2 separate regions of the Mus musculus genome follow, and region 1 is linked to region 2. Evidence: chromatin loops called from intact Hi-C (ENCODE). Cell type or tissue: left cerebral cortex. All regions are shown on one strand. Each heading gives the region's core, and the rest is flanking DNA. Links, peaks and the distances in the headings are about the cores only. Region 1 overlaps Epb41l2 (erythrocyte membrane protein band 4.1 like 2). Region 2 holds the start of Akap7 (A kinase (PRKA) anchor protein 7).

Region 1 (15,093 bases), core at 4,748-12,747, 140 kb after region 2:
GAAAAATGAAGACTGAAGTGTGGACACTATGCCCCTCCTTAGAAGTGGGAACAAAACACCCATGGAAGGAGTTACAGAAACAAAGTTTGGAGCTGAGATGAAAGGATGGACCATGTAGAGACTGCCATATCCAGGGATCCACCCCATAATCAGCATCCAAACGCTGACACCATTGCATATACTAGCAAGATTTTATCGAAAGGACCCAGATGTAGCTGTCTCTTGTGAGACTATGCCGGGGCCTAGCAAACACAGAAGTGGATGCTCACAGTCAGCTAATGGATGGATCACAGGGCTCCCAATGGAGGAGCTAGAGAAAGTACCCAAGGAGCTAAAGGGATCTTCAACCCTATAGGTGGAACAACATTATGAACTAACCAGTACCCCTGAGCTCTTGACTCTAGCTGCATATGTATCAAAAGATGGCCTAGTCGGCCATCACTGGAAAGAGAGGCCCATTGGACACGCAGACTTTGTGTGCCCCGGTACAGGGGAACGCCAGGGCCAAAGGGGGGGAGTGGGTGGGTAGGGGAGTGGGGGTGGGTGGGTAAGGGGGACTTTTGGTATAGCATTGGAAATGTAAATGAGCTAAATACCTAATAAAAAATGGAAAAAAAAAAGAAAATATCGAATAAAAAATAAATATAAAAAAAAAAAAAAAGAATTACATAAATGTAAAAAAAAAAAAAAAAAAAAAAGAAAGTTGTGTAGTGAAATTTGGGGAGGCCTATTTCTTTGTGTTTTCATTTTTATTTATTTTTTTTTGGTTGTTGAGAAGTAGGTGTTGATTTTTCTCTGGTCTGCAGATGATGTATTTGAATAGGAGAGTCTGTTGTTGCCTTGGGAGTGACAGTGTCAGGAGGTGCCCATTGAGCTGCCAGAGTATGCCTTGGTATTACTTCAGTGGTTTTAAGATAGCTTTTTCTTAGTTTTAGCTGTCATGAAATAGCCACATGCCATAAATATGAAGTTCAAATAAATATTCTTAATATGAATACAAATTATTTAATTTTTTTTTTTTTTTTTTTTTTTACTACTACTACTACTCAGAAGTTTGAAAAAGAAATTTCTGCCACTGTAGATCCAAATTTCCTGTTTGAGATGATGGTGGCAGGCTGTAACTTGCAGATGTATGTTTATCTACTTAAGTTTTGGTTCAAATGGGGATTTTTCTCAAGTTTTTATGTTTTCCATTCTAAATTAAAGCAACTATTATGTATATTAGTTTTAAAGTTTGGATCAGGAGAGTGCAGTTCCACTAAGCAGTTTGTAGGGGAAACTAGTCCTGCTTCTGGCTTTTATAGACTCTCTCTGAAAGGGAGGGGCTGTGATCAAGTGGCTTCCAACAGCAGGGGAAGATGGCTTGCAGCTGTGCTGTTTTGGTTCCCCTCCAGATAGTGTTTGTGTGCACCGTCAGAACATCTTAAAGCCCACCCTGGACAGGGTTCAACTCTATAAAAGGAGCACTGTCTCATAACCTCACATGCTCTTAGGGGTCCTGTTGGTGCTGGTGGTCTTCACTGGTTATTCTCTGAACTGAGCTTTTATTAGACTCAGGCCTCACAGTTTCAGAGTAGGAATCACAGTTGTAGTTTTTCTATCTTGTAAAATAAATGTAGTTGGGCCCTTGGTAAACACTCTGATGAGAACTGACCACCCTTCCTTAAGCTCTTCCGCTTTAGTGGTGAGTTTTTCAGTTCTCTGCCTTCATACATCCTATAGGTACACTGACACTCATTGGGTTGTGTTCCTCGTGGTAGTTTACTAAGTTCTGCTTTACAGATCAAGTTTATATATCAGAAGATGAAAGATTATACAGGAAATTCCAAACACCGAGAAGTTAAAAAGCAGAAGGGAACAATCGCTTCTCTTTGAAATTGTTTAGCCCAAGGGTTCTTGTGTGCTTCCTGTTTGTTTACATGGATTGTGTGTGTGTGTGTGTGTGTGTGTGGTGCCCCTCATTAGAAGCGATTTCCCCTCTCTTCTAAGATATTGGTGCCTTAGGTTACATACGTGGAGCATGTGTCATCCTGCCCTCTGTGAGGTGTGGTAGTTACTGCTTCCTGCCTTCCCAGTGCCAGCCAGGCAGAGCTTCTGTGGCCTGCTTGCCTCTCCCTCCTGCACCACACTCTCTTAGCACCCCTTAATCTTTGTGAGTCCCTACAGCTGCCTTCCTGTGTGTGTCTGGATGCCTCCCGGCATTCACATTCAACGGCTGGCTCCCTTCTTGTCATCTCACACTGTTTCTTGAAGTTCCTTGAAAATTCATTGGGAATGTCTTCCTTACTCCCTTTGCCCCAGGGCTCTATCCCCTCTGACACTACCTGACCTAGCAGTTCGAGCCTCTGTCATTCTGTCACTACCCAGCCTTTCATTCTTCAGTCTAGTGTTGTATAGACACCTCAGTCAAGTACCATCCAAGTAGCTTTGATTCCTTTGTTCTTATTCCTGGTCTCTTTGGAAGGTTCTTTAGGCCAGTTGTATTCCTCTTTGTCTTTTGACTTTAAGGAATTCTGTTCTCCTTTCCTCCACCACCTAGCTTCCTATCAGTCATGTCTGTTTGCTCACTAAACAGTTCCGCACCCCACCTCTTTGTACTTCAGTTGCCCCATCAGGAATCCTCCGGAATCGTTGGGGCAATCGTGTTATCAGCTTCCTTTCATTGTATCACTTGTTCTCAGACTGCCAGAGCAGTCATCCAGAGACACAAAGTTAATATTAGTTTCCATCGCCTAGAGGCTCCAGTGAGAACTTCTGAGTTCAGTACTGACCAGGCATTGTTTGGCTGTGACTTCCGTTTTTCCACCTCTACTCCCCACCCTTTGTTCCAGGCAGATGAGGCACTCCCCGTTCTCTGCAGCACATTTATCTTTAATGGTCGCAGGCCCTTCCCCACTGTTCCCACAGTCTGGAATGTACTTATGCCTTCTTATCATCTGCCAGGAAGCTCCCCCTATCCTTCAAGGTCACTTTGGGAGCCTTCTCCCCTCATCAGTCACTTACTTACTGTTGAATTGTCTGCGCTTCCCTTATCGTGCTTACGGTTAATGAGAGGAGGGTTATTCCAGCCCTCCTCTCATGCTGCCAGGAGCCACTTTCCTTAGAGGTCGGTAGCCTCAGAACCAAAATCAAGATCTCATAGGCAAAAGCAATGATGATGTACAGGCTTGCTGGCGCGTAGTTGTGTATTGTGCTGAACCGAGGGCACTTGTGTTGAGAGTGTGTTTTTACTCAGGGGTACGATTGTCTTCTTCAATTCAAGTTTGAGTGCTGAAGTCACAGAAGCACATGCAGAAGTCTAGTTCCAGGTAGGATGCTGTAGAGCTGCAGTTGGGAGGCTGCTGATCTCCAGAAGGAACGTCAGCAGAAGTGCCGGGAGGTAGACTGGCTCAGGCTGTACCCCCCAGGCTGTGCCCATCAGCTAGCACCTTCATGTTTTCTAGTAGAAGCAATCTGTGTTCAGCTTCATACAACTTGCTTTTTGTCTTATAACTTTTCTACATTGTGTGTGGACAGGAGTGAGTTCAAAGGTCTGCGGACAGTTTTTGGGAGCTGGTCCATCCCTAGCCTGTGAATCCAAGGCATTGAATTTAGGTTGTCAGGCTTGGCAGCAAGCACTCTTACCCACTGGACCATATGGCCTCTTTATGTTAATGATAGCATTATTTTTTTTTTTTTTCCCTTTTTTATTAGGTATTTAGCTCATTTACATTTCCAATGCTATACCAAAAGTCCCCCTTACCCACCCACCCCCACTCCCCTACCCACCCACTCCCCCCCGCATTATTTTTTTTTAAAAAGAAAAAAAAAATGGGTGAGGAATATCCATGTGCTTTGTGTGAATTGGGTGAACATGTGTATGGGCGTGTGTCCACGTGTGTGCCAGACCTTGTGCCATTGGACGTCTTTCTCAGTTGCTCTCTACATTATTTGTCAGTCTCTCTGAAGCTGGGGCTTATTGATGGGTTAGGCTGGCTTGTCAGTGAGCTTCAAGGAGGTGCCTATCCTCCCCTTGGCCCTACCCCACATTGCTAGGCTTACAGATGCACTGCACTGAGGCCAGCTCTGTGTGGATGCTGTGGGCCCAAACCTAGGTCCTCCTCTCTTTACGGCATCTTCCATCCCCAGTGATGGCTCTTTTAAAAGCCAGATGAGGACAGATTTGAAGGGAAACTACTGGAGGTGGGTAGGTTGGAGAAATTGTTTTCATTTTGCATATTGAGAAAAAAATAAACAAATCACGTTGTCTAGTCAGATTATTATATTTTAATATCTTTTTAAAAATAAAATTAATATAGGACACATTCAGTCAGCAAAAAGCTGATCATTGAAGGTTTTTGTTTAATAGTCTCCTGCATTCTGGTAGTGTTGGCACTTCACTGGCAGGTTCTATGGTCATTTTTTTATTGATCCTAACACCTATCCTGTTAAAGACTTTAGTGGCTGATACCTTCATTCTATAGACTTAGGTAAAGGGCAGCGTGAGAATATTATTTAAATGGGTCAAGTGTAAGTTTAATGCCCTCCCAGGTGAAGTAAGTAGATAGTTGTGAGTGTTTCGCCTGCATATATGCAAGTGCCGGAGGAAAAGCTGCTGGCCCCCTGAACTGGAGTTACAACTGTGAGCTGCCCTGTAGGCTGGGAATGGACCCCAGTCCTGTATGGGTGTGGTAAGTGCTCCTGGCCACCAGCCACCTCTTTAGCCTGAAGAGAGATGTTTTTAGCAGTTGTCCTTTGGTAGCTGTCCTTAGGAGTTAACTGGCTTTTTCTTGAGAACAGAAGATGGGGCAGGCTGCGAAGTACTTTAGATCTGCACTTCTTGTACTGGAGCTGGTGGGTCTCTCTTTTGTTTGTTTGTTTCTTTCTTGGCATTAGGATATAGAAAAGAGCCTCGTTTCTGTTTTCGTTCCTTTCATTTTGTCTTCCTTTTCCTTCTTCAGCTGGGCAGGGCATGCTGTAGTATAGGTTTTGCAGGTGATGGGTGTTCACTTTTTAAAGGAAGATGCACAGAGTAGAGATGCTCCTAAAGAGCTCTGCTGTCCCCTTGTCCTTTCATGATACCCAGAACCTTTTTTGCACTGCGTTTGCACACTTCAGGGTTTGGAGTTTTGAGCTGACTGCTGGGTTATTGAGTCCTCTGCGTGCTCATCTCTCTGTCTCTCTCTGTCTCTCTCTCTCTCTGTCTCTGTCTCTCTCTCTGTCTCTGTCTCTCTCTCTGTCTCTGTCTGTCTGTCTGTCTCTCTCTGTCTCTCTCTGTCTCTCTGTCTCTCTCTCTCTCTCTGTCTCTCTGTCTCTCTCTCTCTCTCCTTGCTTGTTGTAACCTTGGCTCATCTCAGATTCCCAGCAGTCCTGCACAGCCTCAGGACTTCAGGGACTAGGCATGCGCTCACTCCTGTGTGCTCTCCTGCCTCCCTTCCCAGTCCTATTTTTTTTTTTTTTTTTTGGTGGAAAACAGTTTTTAAAAAATCAAGTTACCCTGGGGTTTAATATTAAAATCACTATAGACTCTTGTCCACAAATAAAGGATAATGTTTTCCACCCTAGCAAACAATTCTCTTGACCAGTGATACAAACCACATTTTAAAGATAAACTTTCTTTTTTCAGTTTTATGATAGTGATGATACAGCATTAAAAATAGAGTATAAAAATATTTTTCCAAAGATACATGAAACATATACAAGTGTCTGTCAACAAAAGGCAAGCCGTGTTTCAGCTTGTATACTCTGAATTGTTTAAAACCTTTTCAGAAACAATAGCTTACATGGAAATGAACATTTGTAGAATTCTCTGCTGGCAATATAGTGGCTAAGCTTTATAACTGGATTCAGTTAATAATCTAGAAACCAAAGGTATTAAAATTGATAAGAGAGATGGAAAGTCGCCTGCTTTGGAGCAGACTGGAGTAATTTTCGCTTTCCTCTGTACCGACGCCTGAGTGCAGGAACACATTTAATATTTTTGGGTTGTATTTGCAAATCCTAGTGCCACAAAGTTGCCCTGCTACTTAGCTCTCTTGGTCTCTCCAGCTATGAGGTTCATGTGTCTCATGAATGGGGTCTTCAGTTTGAAACTTCAGCAGCTGAGGTGACTCCCATGGCTGTGAGGAGTCAGGCTGATGGAACAAACCACCACAGACTGGCCTGGCCGGCTGAGACGTCAGATATCGCTTCTCACAGTTCTGGAGGTTGCACATTGGAATTGGCAGGGCATTCTGAGTTCGTTAGGTGGGTGTGGTGTAAGCTCTCTGCTGTTCTCACAGGCTTTTAGCAGAGGACCTGTGCTCCACAAGCACATTCTACATTTGCTATACCCTGAAGCCTCCACGTACTCAGTGCAGATCTTAGTGGGGACACGTTTCTGACCTTACAGCTAGGCTAAAGAAAAGAAAGGCACGCTGGTGTGGTAGAGGTCTGAGCTAGAGCTCTGAGACTTGCTGGCTGATGCCTGGGGCACTGGTGTTTGTGCTGTAGGTCAGTAGCTGCTAGGTTTCTTTGTTCCACAGAAGAAGTCTGGAACTGTGTATGTAATATATTCGTATGACCAGTATTTATTCAAAATGTGTTTTAAAGGCGTGTGAGATGCTCAGTGGGTAAGGTGCTTTTTGGCAAGTCTGAAGACCTCAGTTTAGCATGTGAGACTAAGACAGTGGAGAGAGGGACCTAGCTCCTGTAAGGTTCCTCAGAGCTTTACACATTCAGTATGCTGTGCATACTTGTATACACTTCTAATGTACAGAATAAGTAAGTGTAAGTACATTTAAAATAGGTTTACAGTTCAAAATTATGCATACAGGATTATACTTTGAATTAACTAAAATGAATTCTCCTGAGAATCTCAGCAAATTGCTCATTCGTGGTGCAGTGAAAACTGGGAACAGTCTGCTTTCATTATATAGAACAACACGAAAGTTTACATTGTGTAGTTCGACAGGAATCTTTTTGGAGCTACTATAAAAACTTAACCTTGAGTATGTCTTCTCATGAAGAAAACATTATTTTTTCTTGACCATATGGTACAAGTGGAATCTTATTTATTGAAATATCTAAAATGTTTCCCTTATGATGGGAAAATACTGTTTTTAACCTTTGAAGACCATTTACTTCCACCTTTGGTGGGGGGTGGGGGGACAACCAAAGGCAACGGCAGTAACTTAAGATGTTTGGGGAGTTTCTTGGACAGCCTTAACAGCTCAAAACAGTTTCTCATGCCTGATGTTAGAGTCTTTGGCTCTTGAGGGGAACAAAAATTACTACCATAAAACTGAAGGCTCAGTAGGTAAAGATGCCAGTTGCCAGGCCTGATGACCTGAGCTGATTTCCGGATTCATGTGAGAGAAGGGCTGACTTGCAGAAGTTGTTTTTTGTCTCTCCATCTCTCTGTCTCTCTGTCTCTCCCCTCTTCCCCTCTCTCCTCTAAGTAAATAAATAAAATGTAAAAAACCCAACTAAATGAGAAAGGCATTCTTAGTAATGGTTGAATCATGGAAATTGCAGTTACAGAACTGCAGTTTTATCACCGCGGCAGTCTTCATGGAGTTAACTGCATAGGAGAGGCAGCAGGAAGTGCGTTGGGCCACTTGACTTTTCCAGCTGAGGAATGAAGTGACTTGGAAGCAAGCTGAGCTTTTCTAGGGAGCATGCCTTCTCCATCCCGCAGGGTCCACTTGGGTGGGGCCACTCACTAAGCTCGGGAACTGGATTTCCATCGGCTTTCCAGGCTTCCAATGGCAGGAAGCAGGAGAGCTGGCTGGCTGTGCTTGGATGCTGCTTGCTCGCGTGTATGAGCAGGAGAGTTCTGTTGGAGCGGTTGGGTTATGGTACTTGCTTACTTGTTTCTACTTGGGAAAGGAAGTTTGTTGTTGACCGTGTGATTAAAGTCCAGGTTGAAAATGTAGAGTACGACAAACACTGTGCCGAGTAGGTGAGACACTGTGCCGAGTAGGTGAGACACTGTGCCGAGAAGGTGAGACACTGTGCCGAGAAGGTGAGACACTGTGCCGAGAAGGTGAGATGTGGTTGTGCATACTCTGGGAATAGAATGTTGTGCTAAATTTGCTGTAAGCCCTTTTAAAAATGTGTGTGTGTGTGTGTGTGTGTGTGTGTGTGTGTGTGTGTGTGACTGCATGCATGCATATGTGTATTTTAGTGGCCCAAGTTTTGTTTAGTTATTTGCATTTTTCTAGGCAAATGCTGAGTTGTGTGGGTTATCTAACACAAGTAGCTGTTTCAGATGCAGCGGTGAGTCACGGTGAGGCTGGTTTATGTCATCCCCCTGTCCTCCTGCCTTACCCTTGGCTCACACCTCCTGCCTGAGGAACCGCATGAGGTTCAAGTCTTTTTTAATGCACTGTGAAGGCCGTGGCCTGCTGCATAGTTGTTGGGTTTTTCCCCCCACATTAAGGGTGAAAATCTCAGTGTAGTACTAATTTATAGAATTTCCCTATAGGATCTGACGAAAGGGAATTGTTCTTTAGCTCTTAGAGATGGGAATTCCCACAGCTTCAGCATCTACAGTTTCTGTCGTCAAGAACTGTATGCTGTTTTCATAATGTTGTTCTCTGTCTTTTGTTTCTAAATACCTAATTTTGCCTTACTGAGGAAATTCACTCATTTGCTTAGATTCTGACATTTATATGGGATTAAGTAAGTTTTGTTTTATCTTTATATAATTTACTCATCTAGGACTCTTTAAAAATGAAGAGAAACTCCAACTGGTTCTATTGCTACTCCCTAACAATAGAAAGTGGTATGCGGTGACTGACTGGTGATCTCTGTGGTTCTGTTAACACCACAGGGATTGCCCTGCTGTAATGAGGGAGTCCCCCTCCCCCAGCCGGTGTGTTTACATTGCAGCATTCCTGGGCTTACACAGAAGAGGATTTGAAAGCAGGCCCCAGCTTGGTGGACTTGTCATAGTCTGGGGCATTGATTGACTTTGACAAGCTTTTGTCTTATGACCTATTAAAATGCAGCGTCTGCAGCCTGTGTGTTTATCCCATGCAGTTAACCTTGGTGGATTTGTCTGTAGCTTATTTGGGAAGAGCCTCTAGAAACAGAGTTGTTATTTTGTTGCCATAGGAGTAAGTTTATTTACACAGAAATAGGTAACTGGTTATTGATTACCACTTGATACCGAGAAGTGGATACCAAGTGTTCCAGTTGGATGAGCATACTATGAAGAGGGTAGCTGCAGTGAGCTCATAAAAAGTACATTTTATGGTATCCGTTAAAATCATGAGAGATGGGGGCTGGAGAGATAGCTCAGTGGTTAGAGCACTGACTGCTCTTCTGAAGGTCCTGGGTTCAAATCCCAGCAACCACATGGTGGCTCACAACCATCCATAATGAGATCTGACTCCCTCTTCTGGTGTGTCTGAAGACAGCTACAGTGTACTTACATTAATAAATAAATAAATCTTTTTTAAAAAAATCATGAGAGATGATGGGTTTGATCCTGCTCTGAAAACCCGTTAGTATATTTTTCTTTTCCATAAAGTATTACTTGATGAGCATCTAATAAATGTTCCCTAGATGCTAGGAACAACATAAAAGTATTATTGGGAAGCCACCGGATGTATGACATTGCACTGGGGACATGGAGTTTTACTCATCTCACAAAAATGTCCCTCTTTATGGGCACATGGTAGCAGATGTGGCCGGCGAGGAGGTGTGGACAGGAAGTGTGACATCTCTGTGCTTATGAGACCGGCTGGCTGCTGCTTTCCTGAAGAGGAAGCCGCTGAAAGCGACCAGGAGCATTTATATGTGATTGTCTGGCCTTCCCTGTCTGTCTTCTCTTCCCTTTCAAAACAGCTCTCTACTTTGAGACAAGTGGTGCGTGCAGTGTTTTCCTTCCCTCAGCACAGAGTAGCCGCGGCTGTTTGCATCCCTGCACGGTAGTGTTCTGTTGGACATGTTTCTGCTCTGTCCTGAGGTTGGGAGGGGAAAGGAACAAGCAAGTGCATTTACCTAAGTGCATTTACCTAAGTGCATAGAAGGTGTGTGCAGCGTGCCAAGGGGTGGGTGGGAGCTTAGAGACATTTCTTTCACCGCATGAGTCCAAGGGTCAAATGCGTAGTGCAGGCTTGCTGGCATCTTGAAGGCCCATGAAAAGACTTCTGTAAAGGAAGTTTTAAGCACATAGGTTTTTAAGCAGTCTGTGTGGGATGAGGTTGATCTGTAGAATATTTCAGATAGATTTGAAAAAATCAGTTACTTTGAGCATTAGAGGGATTAAACTCCGTGCGCTAGGAAATGAGTTTCATGCTTCCGAGTTGGAGTAGCCTGGCAGTTGTCTGTGTCCATGCTGTTTCTGTGTTGGAGCTGTGTGGCACGGCAAGATGGCTCTGCTGCTCTCTCAGAGTGGGAATCTATTCTCATGCAGTGCGAAAGTCCTTCATCTCATGGAACTTGGGCTCCGTGAGAACTCCTTTCTCCTGTACTGCATCTCACTCTCTCTCACTTCTCACATTCTGTTTCTCTTGGAGAGTCTCCCGTTCGGCCCCTAGTACACAAGTAGCTACCCGTGTGCACATGACCATTTATTGTTTGTTCCTAATATACGAGTAGCTACATGTGTGCACAGAACATTTATTCTTTGTCTCTAGTATACAAGTAGATACATGTGTGCACATGAGCATTTTTTTTTCACATACTATGCTTTCAAACTGAAATGTAGGATAGTGAGACTGTTGGTTTGAAATACATACTTGGGACTGTGATACGCTTTCTGCTTTGTTTTGTTTTTTTAATATTTTTATTTATTGTATGTATATGAGTACACTGTCATTGTCTTCAGACACACCAGAAGAGGGCATTAGATCCCTTTATAGATGGTTGTGAGCCACCATGTGGTTGCTGGGAATTGAACTCAGGACCTCTGGAAGAGCAGTCAGTGCTCTTAACTGCTGAGCCATCTCTCCAGCTCCCAAACTTTCTGTTTTTTAAGATAGGGTCTCAGTGGTAGCTCTGGCTGGCCTGGAACTCAGTGTAGAGCAGGCTGGCCTCAAACTCACAAAGACATGCCTGTGTCTACCTCCCAAGTGCTTTGATCCAAGGTGTTCATCACAGATGTTCATCGAGTTCTTCCCTGGGGTATAGTTATTGACAAATTGATTTCTGTATCATATGTGGTAGTACATCTGTATTTGAATGCACCTGTAACAGTAGCCATGCTCAGTGATCATGTGACTAAGGGGTGCTGTTGTGGATAGCCCTGGGGTTAATTATATTTGATGTTAATTCCGTTCTCCTGTGAGGGGTTGTGAACAAGGAATGAGTCAGCACTCAGGTGATTTCCTGTAAACCTGCTTCCCACCTTAACTTGTAAAATAAAGAAGAGCTGATGATTGGGCAGATAAAAGGGAAGGTGGAGTGGAAGGAGGGAGAGAGAAGGAGAAAATGGAAGAGGGAGAGGACGCAGAGGAGGAGGAGGAGGAAGAGGAGGAGGAGGAAGAGGAAGAGGAAGAAGAAGAAGAAGAAGAAGAAGAAGAAGAAGAAGAAGAAGAAGAAGAAGGAAAGAAAGAAAAGCAGAGTAGAAGCATATGGCCTGGAGAAACTGCAAGTTCTAAGGGGTCTCATAAGCTATGGAAGATGGTAGTGCAGCGGTAGGTCTGCCCTATCTAGACGCGCAGCATGTATTTATATTAACTGACTCGTGTTTTCATTGCCGGGGCATATGTGGGATGGAGAGTTACTGCAACAGGGTACCTCCATTGTACATTTGTAGGTATATTCCCCTTTCTTTTTTAAATACAGAGTCGCCCCCCCCCCCCCCACCTTAGCTTCCTGTCTATTGAGGTCATAGATGAGTATCTACCTGGCCTTTGGGAACATTTTTTTCACTAGGACTGCAAGTGACTGCCTTTTTAATCTCAGCTCCATGATCACCTTTAGCCAAGTCAACTTCTGAGTGCCTTTTGAATTTGGCAATCATTTCAGCCACAGGAGTGCATGTTATGTCACAGAAAATGGAACCTGATTGGTCTGGCATGATGGGGTTGGTCCTCATTTCTGTAATTTCCCTCAGTGCTCTGTATCCTGAGCTGACTCCTCCTTAGGCTTTCTTCCCAGTGGATTGGAGATGATTACAACATTCATTCCTCAGTGTTCTGAGCCAGGAAAGCTGGCTACCCGTGTAGAGGGCCGAATCTTGTCCTGCAAACATGGTACTGGATGAATGCCTGTCTTCTTGACAAAAAAAGGGAAACCTCAGGACCGCTCTAGACCAACAGAGTCTACACTGGGACCTGTCTGAGTTGTGCATACCCGAGTAAGGTGAGAGAGACTGAACAAAATGTGGTTTTTGTTAAAAAGGAGACAAAGCAGAGGAACTCGGTGCTCTGGGTGAAACCCAATCTAGCCTATGCTGGAACTAGCAAAGGGCAGTTTGTAGTTCATATCTTTTCAGTGTGTGGTCTTAATTTCAAGCAGATGTTAGTTTATATTTTTATAGTAACAGTATGAATGTAAAATTGATGCCATTTCATAGATGCCACGCACTGACCAATCATTTCTTTCAGTATATTTGCACTTAGTGGATATCGGGCATTGCATTTCTAGACCATCTCCTGCTAAGAGAAACAAAGCTACAAAGACTCTCCCTCCTCCCTCCTGGTTAGCATACTCTCTAACAGTGAGCTGTGTCCATCAATCTTTGCAGCCATGTTGTTTGCCTGTTTTTATTACTCTTCCCTCGTCTTCATGTTTTTTATTTTCCCTTTCCCCTTTGCTCTCTGTCTTTCTTCCTCTTTGCTGTTTTGTATTTGTGAGAAGCATCACTCTCTGCTTTCTCAGTAGAATTAGGTAGCTTCTGACTCATCTCGGCTTGCTTTTCTCACATACGCTGTTTTAATGGAAGACGGTGGTATTAGCTGGACCTCCCTTTGGCTGTGGGCAGTGGGAGCGATGAAAGTGAGCAGTTGTGGGTGTTAGTCAGGTTCCTTACTCATCTCTTATGCTGTCATAGCATGGCAGATGAATACTAATTCTGTTAGCTCTAGGGACAGCTAAATTAGAACTGTCCACACATTGTCAATATATTTTTATATTCATGGCTATTTGTAGAACAGTTTTGTTTCCTGAAACAAAAATCTCTTAGCTTGTTACCTCTAGCTTTGAAGTTTAAAAATGCATATGTTCCCCCTTTGTTAATCTTGGCTCTTTGAATACTTCTTTATGTTTTGGTAGGAGAAATGGGTTGCTTCTGATCTTAGCACAGAAAGAAAGCCACGCCCCCCAGAGCCCTACTTACCCAGAACCTTATGGTTTGGAGGAAGCACCTGGAGCTGCCATTAGCGCAGACACTTGACATTTTTTCCAAAGTTGTGTGGCTGTCTGTTTTGTGTAGTACTAATGATTTAATAGCCTTTGTTTTAAACAGCAGATGTATAGTAGATGGTTTAAGCTAGAATAGCAATAACACCTCGGTGTAAATGTGTTTAACCACGAGGACATAAAGAGTGGTTTTTTAAAATATACTTTTCTACTGAACATTATTGGTCTCTGTTGATAGTTTTCTGCTTGATTGCGTGTTCAATGCCGCATGCTTTTTCTCCTGGAGCTGTCACAATAACAAACACTTTCATCGGCCCCAGTTGGAGAATGCCAACATGGTGATTGTGTCAAACCACATGCTTATCTAATGGGCTGGTTGTTCACGTCCTTGGTCTTTTGGTTGTTGATAAGTAGAAAAATCTTTACTTCGTATATTATATAACTATACTACTAATGATGGAGTTGGGAAGTTCTAATTAAAGATTAATGAGCACTATATCGTTTGAGAAAAAAAATAGTCTGGTTTTGTCTTTGCTCCTTAAACTTTGTTGCCTTGGGCACATTTTGCTTGCTCAATGTTTTAACCCTTGCTGATAAAATCAGGATATAGGACCAGATTTTGTTTTTTTTTTTTTTTTTTTTTTTTTTGAGACAGAGTTTCTCTGGGTAGCCCTGGTTGTCCTGGTTGTCACTCTGTAGCTAGCCTCAAATTCAGATATCAACAAAGTTGTGAGCAACCACCTCCCAGTTTAGACTAGATACTTAGAATTCACAATGCCCAGACAATAGTATTTACTGAATAGTGTTCCCCACTTTCTGAAGACAAGTCTAGATGCTCCTGCTATACATTAAAGAAAGAGCCCTGCCTTCAAGGATTTTAGTGGGAACTACAACCCTGACTTATATTTTTGGAAGCACCCAGCGTGGCACTGGGTTTCCACTCTCCTGGGTGGGGCAGTTAGAGTCCCATGTACATCTGAAATGCTGAGTGTTACAAGCATGGTAATTATGGTGAGCTCGTGTGCTATAATCATGTTCTCTTGATGGGAGTGATTTGTTTAAGAAATCATTTTACAAACAAAGTGGTGTTGGGTTTGAGCTCTTGGAGCTGTTTTAAGAACATGGCTATTTACATAGAGTTTCACCTACCTTCACTGTTGACTCCTGGCGGGCTCAGTAAGCTTTGTCCATTGTGTTCTGTCTCATCCATCAGTTTGAATGAGTAATGTGGGTCAGCTCTGGGGTGTGTACAGAGGTCACCGATGCAGTGTGTGAGGCTCTGCCTGCTCTCCCTGTGCTCTGGATTTCCATAGTATCTGTTTGTAGTGTCTTCAACTTGGACTCTTTAGCTTTTGATCACACGGCCAAGCAATGACTTTCAAATAATATGTTCTATAATATGTTTTTGTGGGGTAGAACTACTTCTGAGAACACATTTTATACCATGTTCTATAATCATTTCCACAAACTGACATGGATCTTTTCTCAGGAGTAAAGCAGGAGCTTTGTGATCCACTCATGGATGTTTGAAAGAACAGAAATTGCACACTGTTGGACACAGTGAGCTGTTAATGGTTGTTTTAGTTAGGGTTTCATTGCTGTGAAGAGACACCATGACCATGGCAATTCTTATAAAGGAAAACATTTGAGGCTGGCTTACAGTTTCTGAGGCTTATTTTATTTTTGTCACGGCAAGAAGCATGGAGACACACAGGCAAGACATGGTGCTGGAGAAGGAACTAAGAGTTCTTCATATAGATCCGCAGGGAGCAAGGAGAGACTTTGTGTTACTCTGGACCTAGCTTCAGGAAGAGACCC
Region 2 (15,093 bases), core at 4,273-12,272:
AGTTTGGCATTTCAATCAAGTATTGATTCATAAACTTTGTAGACAAAGCTCTAAGGGACTGACAGAACTGAACTGATAATGCCTCTCTGGTTCACTAGCGGAGAGATAGATCTGATCAACGCAAAGCCAAGTGCCTACATACACCCAAATGCCACTAACCATTTATTACATGAAGTGATAGGTTCTGAAATCAGAGGCGGTTCTAAAGAACTAAAGTGGGTTATTGTAAACCATGAAATGATCTGCCAAATCCGTGACCTTCAGAAACAACCACAGAATAGTCTGGTCCAAAATTTTGTGAGCCATGCCTTAACATTATCCTTGACAGTTTGGATAACAAAGTACCAGATAACTGTCAGCACTCAAAAGCATGATACATCTATAAAATGAATTAACTTAAAGAGGGAATGTATAACTAAATGTAGTGTCCACTGCTTCTAAACACTTGTGTTTGAATACAGAACTTACTTCCACAGTCATCTTGAATATCTACAGCAGCAAACGGCATGTCTGTCAGGGAACCTACAGGGCTGGGTTCCAGTTCTCGTGCCACTTCCTCTTCTCCTGATATATGTTCACACGTACCGGAATCTAGTTTTCCTGCAACAGACCAGAAACATAAACAAGTATTATTAAATTGTTATTTGTTAAACTCCAATGTGAAAACCGAAACAACCTGGCTAAGTGAACTCAATACACAGGAATCTCCATAGAGAGGTTATTACTACTCCTTTAACGGAGCCTTGGGGGTTTTTTGTTTGTTTGTTTTGATGTGGCTTGGTTTTTGTTGTTGTTGCTGTTGTTGTTTGGTTGGTTAGTTGGTTGTTGGTCTTGTTATTTCAAGACAGGGTTTCTCTGTGTAATAAAACTGTCTATCCTGGACTGTCTTTGTAGACTAGGATGGCCTCGACCTCAGAGGTCCACCTGCCTCTGTCTCCCGAGTGCTGGGTGGACATGGGTTCCATGCCTGGCTTCCTGTTTATTTGGTTGGTTTGGTTGGCTTGCTTTGGTTTTGGACAGTCTTGTTTTTAAAGGTGCATTCTTTACATTAAATAGTGAGCTTCTGAGGCTTTAAGCCTTCTCCTGAGTATGTTCAACTCAGACATGGATGACAAATACATCAATAATCTTCCATCTTTCACTGGTAAGTTTTCTTACTCCTAAAAGCCGTATTTTCTCACCTCTTGACAACAAACTAACAAAGGTTGTTTGCTAACTTGTTCATTGTGTCTTCACAAGTCTCTTTTCAATGATATCAGCTAAATGGGGCATGTTAATATGTTTTGCCTAATTTTGTTTTGTTAGGAGATATATTAATTATATATGTAATATATATTACTAATATATATATATTTATATATATATATATATTAGATATATACCTACATATACATATATATTACATATATAATATATATAACTCCTAACAGGTTTCATTGTAATATTTTCATAGGTGAACATAGTGTATTTGATCAGAGTCACACGCACACACATGAGAGTGCACATACACAGAGACATGCACACACACATACACACTTACGCACTTCACCTCTAATCCCTTTTTCTTCCCTCTCTGTGTTTCTAATTTGCATCGACCCTTGCCTGAATCCTGAGTTCAAAGCCAGCCTGGCTATAGACTGAGATCTTGACTCCAAATAACAATATCAATGATAAAGCAATTTTTAAAGTACTTATACAATTAAACATACCTATATACTACCTATAACATTTAAGAAGATTGCATAAAATCAGAATTGGAGAAATAAATAAACCCAACTATGGCTCCCCTAACTTTTTCTCAATCTAGCACTTAGTGACAGGAAATAGTCCCAATATGATACTATCAAGTCAATACTATTTCCCAAGTCTACATGCCATGTGGAAAGTTCCTGACTTACAATGGCTTCAAGTAAAACTTTTCAATCTCACGATAGTACAAAAGCTAGCTATCATTCTTACTACTATTAAAGGAGATAGGGCGTGGGGTGGGGTCAGGATCTCAGAGCCAAGGAAGCAGGGTGTGAGATTGGATTCATAATCTCAGAGCCAAGGAGGCAGGGCATGGGGTGGGATTCAGGATCTCAGAGCCAAGGAGGCAGGGCATGGGGTGGAGTTGAGGCTCTCAAAGCCAAGGAGGCAGGGTGTGGAATGTGGTTAGGCTTTTGGAGCCAAGGAGGCAGGGCGTGAGGTCGGGATATGGGTGGGGTTCCATGTCCAGAGTCTGTGGGAAGTGGTCTGCATCTTGTTCTCTGTTCAACTTTCCTTCCTGTCAGCTGTTCAGGAAAGCAGTGTCATTTAGTAGAAAGCATATTCAAATTTTGAGTGTTGATTTCTTCCCAGGCTAGTGGAATGATGCTCCTTCTTGTGATGCTGGGGGTGGGGTGGGGGAGGGACAGCAGTAAGCCCCAGCTTCAGTACAGCCCCAAGATCTTGAGATGAAAGAAACAAAACTCTATAATGGACTATGTTGCTAAGCAATGATGTGCAGCAGGCTTGGTGTATTTTAAGGCCTATTTTCTCCTTACGGTATTTGCCACTTACAATGAATGCTTACAACGCACATCTTGGTAATATATGAAATAGAGGAAACTGATTTCTTGGCTCTAGTACATTCTGAAAGCAAGGAGAATCATTAAATACATGGCAAATTAAGTCATTCTTTAAGTCCTTGATGCACTTCAACTTTTAGTACATCATAAGATCACTTAGCATCAGTACTGAGCAAGCAAAGCATGCTAAGTGAGTCACTCAATGAAGCCAAAAAGAATCTTAAACTAGGAGCAGTGATTCCAGGCACTGCACCAAACCTGTCCAGGGATGGATCTCACCCCCAGGCCAGTTAAACCAGGTCTACACGGTATAGACCAGGGTATCCTCCAGAATTCCTTAAAAGTTTCTAGGTGATTCCCATGTGCAAGGGAAGTTTGAAAGTCATTGCCAAAACTGTCACTTTTCCTATCCCTTGAACCTGCTCTAATGACAGATTGCAATAAAAAGCATGATCTACAAACGCTGCTGAGGGAGCCAGCGATCCAGTCTCCTTCTGGACACCTAGGAAGGACCACCAGGAATGCACGCCTTGCAGCTGCCCACTTGTCTGTCCTCTCCGTGAGATTGGAAAGTGACAGCTTACCTACCACTCTAACCAGGAAACGTGGAGAAAAGGGGAACTTTCAACGACTGTCAGTAAAAATGATCCTCATCATCACCCCCTCGGTGCCCCAGCTGGCTGCCCTTGGATAATTCCACTCTGAGCACTGAGCAAGATCACCTGCAAGAATCCTCTACCAACTTTTACCAAATGACTGGACAAAGCAAGTACATACCTGGACGTGGCTATTATCCGACAGCAGTATGGCTGTCTCACTACCCATGGAAACCAATGGTATTTAACAGCAGTCTCTGAACCAGGCCGGGCAGTGGTGGTGCACGCCTTTAATCCCAGCACGCAGGAGGCAGAGGCAGGCGGATTTCTGAGTTCGAGGCCAGCCTGGTCTACAGAGTGAGTTCCAGGACAGCCAGGGCTACCCAGAGAAACCCTGTCTTGAAAAACCAAAAAAAAAAAGGTTGTCTCATTTTCACAGGATTCATTAAAAGGCCACTGACCACCAGTCTATTGTGCCCAGCTGTGGGCTCAATCCTACACACCAAAACTAGAACCAACCAATATCAGAAAGAAAAAAAAAAAACATAAGGCATACTATGATTTTCTCTAGAGCACTCTTTTGTGTTTGTCTGTATGTCTGCTTCCTTGGTCTTGGTTTTGAGACAAGGTCTCCTGCACTCCAAGCTGGCCTCAAACTCAACATGTAGCTGAGGATGGCCTTGAACTCCTCGGTCTCCTACCTCCACCTCTCGGGGATGACAGGGTACAGAACAATGGCCGCCCACTTGCCATCATTTTACATATCTAAATATTAAACTCAAATGCCATCTTCTATCAAAATTGACAAAAGCCAAGAACTTAAAATACAAACTACTTTCCACCGTTAGAGAACAAAATGAAGGGAATTTTTGTAGACAAGACTTAACTCCAAAAAGAGAATGTGACCTACAATTAAGTCTTTTTTTTTTCTTTTATTCTTTATGACACTGGAGTTCCAGCTTTAGTTTGGGGTTATCGGATTACTGGGTTCTTCTGTGGCACTTTCATACTCGTGCACCATATCATTTGTTCATAACAGTTCGCCTTGCCCACCCCCAGCTGCTTCCTGGACTTAGTCCTTCTCTGCCTTCCTGTTAAAAATACTTCATTCCTTTCTTTATTGTCCACCACCTTTAGATTCTATCTCTGCCTCCCCTTCAAGATTCTCTTTTATGTTTCATGACCTACAAGCACACATACATAAATAAATACATGTGAATATCTACATATATATTTTAATTTAGGTCCCACACATACGAGAAAGCATACATGTTGTTTAACTGAGTCTGGCTTATTTCCTTTAGGATAAGCATTTCCAGTCCCATCTCTTTTCCTGCAAATGCCCTGACTTCACTTTTCTTCACAACTGCGAAAATGCTGTGTTATGGAATTTTGGAGACTATAAACGTACCCCATTCTCTTTCTCCATTCTTGTGTAGATGGGCTTCTAGGTTAGTAATATTACTTGACGACTGTGAACAGTGTATCATCAATGTGGATGTGCAATGCACTGACGTAAGCATCCTTTGAGTGTATTATACCCAGCAGTGGTACAGCGATACAGTATAGCCATAGCATATAGCCATAGGGTAGTTATATTTTCAGCTCCTGAGGAACCTCTATGTTGATTCCCACCGTATTATTACACAAGCTCACCTCCCTGTCAACAGGGTTCATCTTTCCCCACATCCTAGTCCTTGTGTTTGTTTGCTTTTGAGACACAATCTTTCTATATACCCCAGGCTGACCTTGAACTAGCAATCCTCCTACCTTAGTTACCAAAGGGCTGGTGTATGCATCACTGTATCTGTCTCACAGATCTCGAAAGAAGTGCAGATCATTCCACAGAACAATATTTCTCAAACTAAATCTCAGGAGCCTTGCTCCAGGTTTGCACACAGGGATTTGGGCAAAGTCTAAGGGATATAACTAAATATATCCATTACAACCATACTTCCTGTTACATAAGCTGTAAATACTTCTCTCTGGGAAAACTGCCTTAAAACAGTCGATCTTTAAGATTTAAAGCACAAATTCATTGTTTTGGCTGCTGTAATGTTGCTTAAATAAACTGAGCCTGGTAGCACAGACCTGCAATCCCAGGTACTTAAAGAGTTGAGGCAGAATAATAAATTAAAAAAACAAACAAACCTATACAACTAATTTAGTGAGATTGTTGTCTCACCTGTAAAGTTAACGGAGCTCGGGATCTACCACCATGAGAGAGCTCTTGCTTGCTGCGTACCAGACTGAGATTCAACTCTACAAAGTACATCAAGCTATGTCAAAGTGTGTAAGCCAGGCGTGTTAGGTCACACTTGCAATCCCAGGGAGGCACAGACAGGAAGGTGAAGAGTTCAAGGCTACCCTCAGCCTGAGCCACATGGCACAAAGAATTTTAAAGTCACCCAAAATTTGGTCTGTCACTAAAACAAAGTGTATCATTTCCAAAAATCCAAATAATCACGGGAGTAAAGGTTACACTAATAATGATGACGTGAAGCTGGAAATTAGCAATACTAGAATTACTAGTTTTGCTAATTAGACATTAGCATTACCAGCATTACTAGCCAACATTGTAATGGGTACTTTATGCCAGGCACGCGCACTTTGCTAAGTAACTCATTTAAACCTTAACAACTCTGTTATAGGGAAGACTAGTATTACACCAGGCACCGACTTAGGAACCTGCCCACAAGTAAAGTAGATTCAGGAGCTAACATTCGGATCACGTGAACATGTCACATGACCCACAGTTTCCAGAATCACTCTTTACCATATACTGATGGCAGCACTGTAAACTGAGGCAGGAAGCAATGGGTCAACAGGTGAGAAGCACGGAAGATGGCCTAAATGTCTTACTGAAATCTGGGTTCCTCTCACATACACTCAAACAGGCCTCCTCGCAACCTTGCTTGAAGCAAAGAGAAAAGGGGAACTAATTTAAATGTCTAACAGAGAAACAACTAAACAGTGCATGATCATTCTGGTGACTGAAAACCACCGGTATGAGGAGTCTAACAACAGGGGGAAAGGCGACTCTCTAACAAGCAGATACGCAGTCAAGGTCATGCTGACTTAGCATACACAAAGCCCTAGGCTTTATCCCCAGTGTTACAAAAACAAGCATAAGTCAAAAAGTAGCTAGAAAACTGCATGTTCCCAAGACGTACGGGTAGGAAAGGAAGAATAAAAGCTGAAGTGTTTCTGAATGCCAAATACTTTCCAACCACTGTACTAGGTTGTTTCTAAAGTGAATATTGCTTTTGTAAGAAAAACCATGAATGTATGTAAAGAATCTTCTCAAGCCAAGAAAGTAAATGCATTCAAATCCTCAGATCACAGGGACACTTCAGCAAACACTACCAAAGCCAAGCAAACAGAAAACAAAAAAGACAGACAGACAGACAGACAGACTGCCCAAGTCCTACAAAGTAAGTTTCCTATCTGAACAACAAAACACACCTTCATTGGGCAAGACTCTCTTCTGGTTCCCCAGCACTGTAAACAGCTATGGAATGGGCCTGTCATTCATTACGGTCTATCTACTTCGACTAGCTACGTAAAACAGCAGAGTAGGTCTCCAGAAATGTTTAAACTTCATGCCAACCAGGCCACTTACCCAGTGTGCTTCCATTTGCGCCTCATGAAGAGGGAGCAATCCAAATTATTAAGGAGAAATTGACAAATCGACACTACATGAATGGAAGGACCCAGTAAACTGGACAAGTGCCATAAGCTTTGTCACTATAGGGAAACGATGCGCTAACAGCATCCCAAACTGCAAAGCCACACGGTGTAAAAAGGTGAGAAGAGTCCTCTCTTTCCAACTATTACCCTATTCCCTTCTGCCTATTACCCACACTCCTGTAACCTTATAAAAACATCTCAAGCAGGGACACTCTGGGCATCTCCTCACGTGATACGAGTAATTGCATTCACATGAAATTTATAAACGCATGTACATTATTCACCTGATTTATATTTACATACATATAAAGTATTTACATAGCATGCTTGGACTGCCTATTTTAATATTCTTACGCTTTGTATACATGTAGGTGTTCTTGTAGAACACCTTTTTCCCCTTACTTCCCAGTCCCTTTCCCTCCGAGTCCAACCTCTAATTCCTACCCAGGTTCAGCATACAACGAAAGTTGACCCAAGCTGAAGTACATCCTGGGCGCCAGCAGATTGGCGCCCGTTTTAAAGTGTGCCTTGCCAAGCCTCGAGTAAAACCCTAAATGAGACAAGACAGTGTTCAGAGGCTTCTATTTGCCATTTTAAAAAATAATTAGGTAAATAAAACGGAGTTTTTTTTTTCCCCCCTTGATTTTGTTAACCTCCCCAACACAGTAGGAAAGGATGTGCTGCAAAACTCTGGGTCATGGGTCACAAGATAGGAAGAGGTAAGAGAAACAACAACTTGTGTGTACACCCCTTTCGGTTCGAGGAGTGGAGTGGTGCACGGAGACCCACGGATGCAACCAAACTGCCCGGACTACCGGGCTGGACCGGGATGCCCAGGGTGTAGGGGGAGGGTCGATCGCGAGGGGCGTGGGGCTGCGGGCGGCCTGGGAGGCGGAGCGGGGCGGGCGAGCACGCCCCACGGCAGAGGCCGCCCCGGGGCGCGCAGGGCGGAGCGCTCTCACCCACGGCGGGGCGCTCCATGGTCGCGGCGCAGAGACGGAGGCGCGGGCCCGGGGCGCGCGGGACGGCGGGGGCGCGGGCCGCGGCGGCCAGGCCTGCGGAGGCGCAACGCCCCGCGAGTCGCAGCATCCCCGGCACCCGCCGCTTCAGGAGGAGCCGGAAGGGGCCGGCCCGGCGAGGCGTGGATACCCGGATCGGGGCGGTCCCCGGGGCCGTGCTGGGCTCGGGCTCCGACCTCTGGCCGCCCTCGGTTATTTCCTGCGGCGCGGCCCTTCCCGTCCCACGCTCGGAGGGGCGAGCCAGGGATCCAGAGAGCATTCCTTGGCCCGCTGTCCCTTGAGAACCCGTGTGTTTGCTTTAGCGTGGAGCTTTGGAAACACAGATCTGATTGCAAAATAGGCGGGCTGAGCAAAATGTACAATACAATAGCGAGACCTTGAACGTCGCTATAATGAGATGCTTTTATTTACTTGCCATTACCCCCCCCCCAAAAGTAGCATTTTCAACAGCAGTTTAAGAGCTAAAAGTTGGAATTGTTAAATGAAATCATCTACAAATTTTTTGCAGGCAAGGCTCCTCAGTATCTGAATAAAATAAGAGAAAACTATTTTTTTTAATAGTTAAAATATGAATATGTCTTGTAGAAAAGAATGCTACTGTTTTTTTCCGGGCTGGGGGCAAATGGTGGTATTACTGCTGGTTTGTTGGGGAATGTAATTTTAATTTAAGAAAATATGGTGGTGTGTCTCTTCTCCACAGCTGTAGCCCTTAAAGCTGGTAGGGAACTTTGAAGAATTCCCTGCTTAGCCCCTTTTTGTGGATCTTCACGGAAAACGGTCTTTTTAAAGGAGCAGGCTATCTAATCACAGAGAAAGAACGAAAAATAAGTAAGGGAGCTTGCGGCAAGAGGATCCTCAAAGGCCAGCCGATGCTAGCTGGACTGGACAGGGTACAGATAAGACGTTTAAGCATAAGGATTACTTTACGCAGTAGACAGAGAAACAACTCTTTGCCCTCCCTTTTCCTGCTGGAAGTAGACTATACATTTCTCTTTGTAAGGATTACTCCCCACTCTGTTTTAAAGGTGTATTTATGTAACTGGGGAGTAGGAGCAGTGCACTGACACAGCAAGGTTGACAGCCAGTTTGCAAAGAGTAGAGCACTACCCCCACTCCCCCCTCCTCGGGCTTCACAAAGGACGCTACAGACCTGGGAGACGTGGGTTCTGCACCTCATGTGTGGTCTGATGCTTGGGGGCGAGGTGTCTTCCTTCAGCTCAAGAGCCCACTCCTGGATTTCCCTCCTTTTAAAAACAAAACAAAACCAAAGCGCTGTGTTTCTATTTTAACCACACATCTGTGGTGTAATCCTTAGCCTTGGGATATAACTTCAGTGGAGGAACCAGAACACCAACCCAGCCCCCAAACCTTTCACCTACAATCTACCCTGTCTGAAATAATGTGCTGGGGCAAAGGAGGCAAAGATCTTGGGAGAGTGGCCAACCAGTGACTGCTCTAGTCTGAAGCTCACGCCACAAAAGGAAGCCCATGCTTGATACTACAGCATGACCAGGAACCAGAGGCTGGACAGCCCAGAGACCTTTGATAAGAAAAAGAAAATCGCAAATGGTTCCTAATGATATTCCGCTGTACTCATAGATCAGTGCCTAGCCCAATCGTCATCAGAGAGGCTGCCTTTGGCAGCTGATGGGAGCTGATGCAGAGACCCACACCAAACTTGAGCTGAAAGCTCTCTACTTGGAAGTCTCCTTCCAGTCTCTCCCCCTCAGAGTTTGGGGAGCCCTGAGGAAAAGGGGAAGAAAGAATTGGAGGATTCTGCCAGTGAGGTGGAGGACACCAGGAGAACATGACCCACAGAATCAACTAAGCAGGGTTGGTTCATAGAGGCTCACAGATCCTGCATGGGTCTGGGCTAGTTGCTCTACATACATGCTGTGGTTGTTTAGCGTCACAAAACTGTTGCGAACTGTCGTGAACTGAGGACAGAGGCGAGAAGGAAACCTCGGACTTGGAGGTTAGGTTATAATAGCTTATGTATTGGGAAGTAGCAATAAACAAGTAAATGGTGAAATGGGATCGCACTCATTCACACACCTCCGGTCTGGCCCGATGTGATAGCCTGGCTTGATGGTGGTTGGTCAAGTAAGGTTCACGAAGTCTCCTGTTTTTCAGGTCCTGCTGGAGTTGGGTTCGAGGTGCAGGCTCAGGGCATCCGGGTCTGCGGATTGGTCTCTCAGCGAGACGGCATCTCCGTAGGACTCTGGGAGTGAGTGAGTCGCGGTGCCAGACTGGGGTTTTTAAACTATTTTAGCCAATCATAACTAAGGCGTTCACATGTTACTTCACCGGGCTTCAACTTTATCTTACACACACACACACACACACACACACACACACACACACACACAAGGCTTGGTTTCCATGGTTACATTATCATACTCAAGCCTACTCTAGGTTTGTTTTTCATGGTATCATTTCTTTGTCTTGTTCCTTACATTAGCATGGCATGTTTGTGGGATTCCTATCACTGGCAGCAGAGGTATCTTCGATTCTTGCCTGCTCTTGGGACCCGTTTCCTCCTACTGAGTTGCCTTGCCCATCCCTGATATGAGAGTTACTGTAACTTGCTGTGCTGTGTTCGGTTGATATTCCTCGGAGGGCTGCTCTTTTCTGAAGGAAAACCAAGGAGGAATGAATCTGGGGGAGGGGGGAGGGGGGGAGAACTGGGTGCAGGGAGGGGAAACTGTGGTCTGCGGGGGGGGGGGGGGGGGGAGGAGGAACAGAGGGAGATGGAGAGGGCATTCCCTGAACTTAGATTCAAGGGCCGGCGCTAAGCCTGCTTGCCCTTGCACTTTTATCTGTTTTTCAGTTACTGGCCAAAGTCTAAGCAAGCCCTGTGACTCTCTAGCCTTTCTCACTCTTTCTCTGATCTCAACCTCTAATTTGAAAAGCATGATTGCTCTTAACCTTTTTCTTCCCAGCAGCTGCCAGTATTTAAAGCTTGCCTGCCCTGGTTGGTTTTCTCTCAAAGTCTGGGCTGGCTAGTATTATGTCAACTTGACATGCAAACTAGAGTTATTCGAAAGGAGAGAACCTGGATTGAGAAAATGCCTCCATAAGATCTGGCTGTAGGGCATTCTCTAAATCAGTGATTGATGGAGGAGTGCCCAGCCTATTGTGGGTGGTGCCATCCCTGGGCTGGTGGTCATGGGTTCTATAAGAAAGTAGCATCCTCAATGGCATCTGCATTAGCACCTGTCTCCAGAATCTTGCCCTGTTCGCATCCCTGTCCTGACTCCCTCCAGTGATGAGTCAGCCAAATAAACCCTTTCCTCAGCTTCCTTTCCAGTCATGGTGTTTTGTTGCAAACTCTAATTCTAAATTATTTTGTTAAGCTAGGAACCAAAAATGGCACCCTGAATTGCCTAGCTCTGTTGTGTTCCCGTACCAGAAAACAGAGAACAAGGCTTTCCCCGCATAACCAGCTTTACTTAAAGCCTGTGTTGACTATACATTTGCCCTCCCGAGCCACCTGAGCTAAACCCTTTTTCCTTTTGCCTAGTTTCTTCACACTGCACCACCTTTTGTTACACATTGAGGTCTACATAGTTCAGGTGTTATGAAATATAATGACTGGAGGGTGGGGTGGGGACCTGGTGGACCCATGCTAGGGTGCCCCCCTGAGAAATCATACCATGCAATAGACCTGGTATAAAGGGGGTTTATTTGAGGGGAGGGAGGGGAGGGAGGGCCTGGAGAAGAGGTAGGTATCGAGTAGCACAGCCACGAGGACAGAGAAGGAAGAGATAGCAGAAAGAGGGAAGGGAGAGAGGTTGGCTGGCTGGGAACAAGTGGGAACAGAGAGAGAGTGAACTGGGGTGGCTAGCAGTCCTTTTATAGGCTGCCTGGCTGCACCTGGCTGCAGCATGTAATGGTGGCAGATTATGAGGTAAGCCTTTGCTAGTTTCCTGGGAGGAGCCCAGCGGAATCGCCTGTAAGCCAACACCAGGGAAATCCGAAAATGGCTGTCTCACACCAGAAAGGCTAAAAACACAGTAGTAGTTGCTCAGTCCACAGGTCTGCAAGTCTCAGTCTGGCACTGTGGAAGACTAAAGAAGGTTCCTAACAGCACCAAAGGGATGTAGCAGTGGCAACAACCAAGCAGATGAACTTGCCAGAAAGAATGGAGGCAAGCCACCAAAAAGCAATCATAAATAAATTAAAAATAAAAATAACCTTCTTCCTTTAGTTTGGGCTGCCGTCAGAACAGGACGCGCTCACTTTTCGGGTGAGTTTCCCTGCTTTCCTCACTTGCACAGATTACAGATACAATTGAAGGGGTTTGGCAACCAAAGGAGAAGACACAGAACACATCCAGACACCAAATTCTTTTTTTTTTTTTTTAAAGATTTATTTTATTATTATATGTAACTACACTGTAGCTGTCTTCAGACACACCAGGAGAGGGAGTCAGATCTTGTTACGGATGGTTGTGAGCCACCATGTGGTTGCTGGGATTTGAACTCTGGACCTTCGGAAGAACAGTCGGGTGCTCTTACCCACTGAGCCATCTCACCAGCCCCCAGACACCAAATTCTTACCACAAAGGAGAGTTATTACCTGGGAGGGGCAAGGTGGGGGCTGCCTCTAGATAGGCACACAGCAAGCCACATCAGGTAGTTTAGTTTAGTTTTGTTTTCTTTTGGTGGTTGTGGTTTGTTTTTGTGTATGTTTTGTTTTGGTTTTTTGTTTGTTTGTTTGTTTTGCTTGTTTTGCAGGAGTGGGCTTCTAAGAAGAACAGGGAGTCTGTGCTAGGGTGAGTTCATAAATCCTGATGGGACATATTAGCCAAATAATGAATTTTGAATTTTGGACCTTGGTGTTTTGTCTCAGGAATGAGAAAGCAGCCAAATAAGGACTAGACCTTGGGGGCGAGCTTTTGGAATGTAATCTATCAGTTTCTAGCAAGGGAGAGAGAGAGAGAAAGAGAGAGAGAGAGAGAGAGAGAGAGAGAGAGAGAGAGAGACTTTGACTAAAGGGCAAAACCTGTAAGCATTATGTTTGCCATCTTTGGGTCTACTGAGAGGCCTTCATCAATCTAGTTGGCCAAGATCAGACATCTTGCGAACAGACGTGGCAGCTCAGGTGACCAGAACTGTAAGGATGAGCTGGGATATGTGTGACTTCCTGAGAGAAGAGTGCCTAGACCCAACCCCCACCCCTTAGGTGCTGCGCCTTCCTGCTTCAGTAGGCCTGTGCCCGCTCGCCCATCTCTTACCTTGTTACCGTTTGCCCCATTCGTTCCCCCCACAAGACAGAACCTGTGTTTTCAAGTCTTTGTGTTACCAAGTACACAGAGGTTGCTCTGAGAGTATTTAATGAATGGATGGATAAAAAGATTCAGATCTATTTTTTTAACTACTCATGTTTATCAATCAAGCAAACAAACCTGCACAGCCAAATAAGTTTCAAAAAGGAGAACGGGAAGGGGAAGGGAGGCAGGAAGAAGGCTTTAGTGTCTCTGGCCTGAAAATTCAAATGAGCTGCAGTTGACATCAATAATAGAAGTCTCTCGGGTTTTTCCAGTTATACCTGGCCATCCCAGCTGTGTGCTGCTGATGGAGTAATCCTCACGACCTCTCATTCCGAGGGCTCAGTTGACTTCCTGAGCACCCCTAGTCCAGCTGATTCCAGGACCCCTTCTCCTCCGGCCAGACCACTGCCTGGCTGGTTCACAGGGCTACAGTGGATTCTCCCAGTCTTCATTGGATGGTCCTTGGCAAATGAGACCAATTCTTCCTGACACATTGTGTTGTGCTAGGAGATTGGCAGAATCAACCGTATGATTTAGAACCTCTGAAAGTTACAGAGTTTATTGAGATAATAAGGTTCCTCGGAACACAGCCAGCCTTTCTTCTCTCTATGGGATGGTCAGGGTATGATGTCAAGAGAGCTGCATGAAAAGGTTTCACACTCAAATTCCTACATGGTTCTGGTAGCAAAAGCCACCTCTGACCTTCGAAGCTTGTTGCTAATTGGCTCATTTATCTACCAGACTCCCTTCAGTATAGACAAGAGCTACACTTCTATCTGTGGTTATAGTCCTTTCCCCGGGAACATCCCCCAGAACAATTCTTCTAATCCTTAGTCTAGAAACTTCCTTGTCCTACGGATAAACTACAGTTGCAAATGGTTTCAAAGGAGGCGAAGTCACGCAGTTTTACAAGACATAGTCAAATATCAACACAAAAGCTAGGACTCTTGGTAACCAAGGGTGACTCAGGATGACATCCTGTTGTGTTGGAGGGGAACCATAAAACCTGTTGGTCTTTTAGCGGAATGATTTTAAGATACCACCTACCATCAGGCACCACCCCTCCCCCTCCCCTCCCCCTCTCCATGTTTGTCCCTAAGGATTTAACCCAGGATTTCTTATCTTAATCACCTGTTCTACAGCTAAGCTACATCACCAGATCTTGTGTCTACTTAATAATAGTTTTTCAATAACTGCACGGCTGAGAAATGTCTGCTAAAATTAACTATTAGAGTTTTAATTTCTTGACTGCAGGTGGTGGCTCACACTTTTAATCCCAGGACCCAGGAAGCAGAGGTAGGCAGATCTCTGTGAGTTACAGCAAGAGTTCCAGGACAGTAGGGCTATACAGAAAAACCCTCTCTTGAAAAACAAAAAATAAATAAATCAGAAGAATTTGAATTTTTAAAACTATTTCAAACAGCTCTAACTACTATTTTGTGAATAACTTGTGTTGTTTTCTAGAAAAATCTTTAAATGCAGAAGAACTTATGAAATGAAATTAAACATTATCACCAGTCTAGAAATGAAGCTCTTGCATTTGCGTGGACTGTGTTCAGCCCTCAGTACCACAATATATAATATAAATCAGAAGTGTTCAGAAGATATCAAGCCAGTTATTGATATAGATATATATACACATGTATCACTACATACATTTCATAAAAATCATATCATATCCAGCATTGTAACATGATTTCTAATAGTACAACATATTAGAAATAATTTCTCATGTCATTTAGTAGTCTTCTATATCACAGTTTCAGATTAATGTAAGAGTACCATAATGCATTCAATTTACCGTTGACTTTATTATTCAGTCTCATGTAAATTCATGCCAGTGTGTCATTATTAATCATTATGATACTTTCTGTCATTCCATTAAAATATTTTATTACTTTTTATTCTTATTTTATTTTAGATATTTATTTATCTATCTATTTATTTATTTATTATATCTAAGT

What was found. Hi-C counts contacts between places; a loop is a spot of excess contacts. Peaks named below come from ENCODE experiments on the same cell type or tissue, not always from the same donor. Only the 100,000 strongest peaks of a DNase experiment are listed, where the experiment ranks them.
Region 1: it touches region 2 in a loop (3-fold over the local background); 2 of 42 quality-filtered maps call a loop at or near these places.

Annotation. Positions count from the first base shown.
Region 1 is chr10:25,424,879-25,439,971 of GRCm38, forward strand. The region is part of intron 1 of Epb41l2 (erythrocyte membrane protein band 4.1 like 2); the gene reads left to right. Among named protein-coding and RNA genes, the nearest start is that of Epb41l2, 73 kb to the left of the region's middle. In left cerebral cortex, for the core only: a CTCF peak has its summit at 9,395 (motif pointing left); DNase peaks (open chromatin) are centred at 6,350, 7,762, 8,265, 9,734 and 3 more places; H3K4me3 peaks cover 961 bases; H3K27ac peaks cover 3,867 bases.
Region 2 is chr10:25,289,131-25,304,223 of GRCm38, forward strand. It overlaps Akap7 (A kinase (PRKA) anchor protein 7), which reads right to left and starts at 7,949. Exons shown (of 8, transcript NM_001379238.1): 1 at 7,798-7,949; 2 at 469-600. The coding sequence starts at 508. Gm40617 (predicted gene, 40617) reads left to right here and starts at 9,479. Exons shown (of 6, transcript NR_166644.1): 1 at 9,479-9,687; 2 at 9,988-10,085; 3 at 12,065-12,103; 4 at 12,594-12,631; 5 at 14,384-14,425. In left cerebral cortex, for the core only: a CTCF peak has its summit at 8,024; DNase peaks (open chromatin) are centred at 6,885, 7,370, 7,990, 8,678 and 1 more place; H3K4me3 peaks cover 2,086 bases; H3K27ac peaks cover 2,287 bases.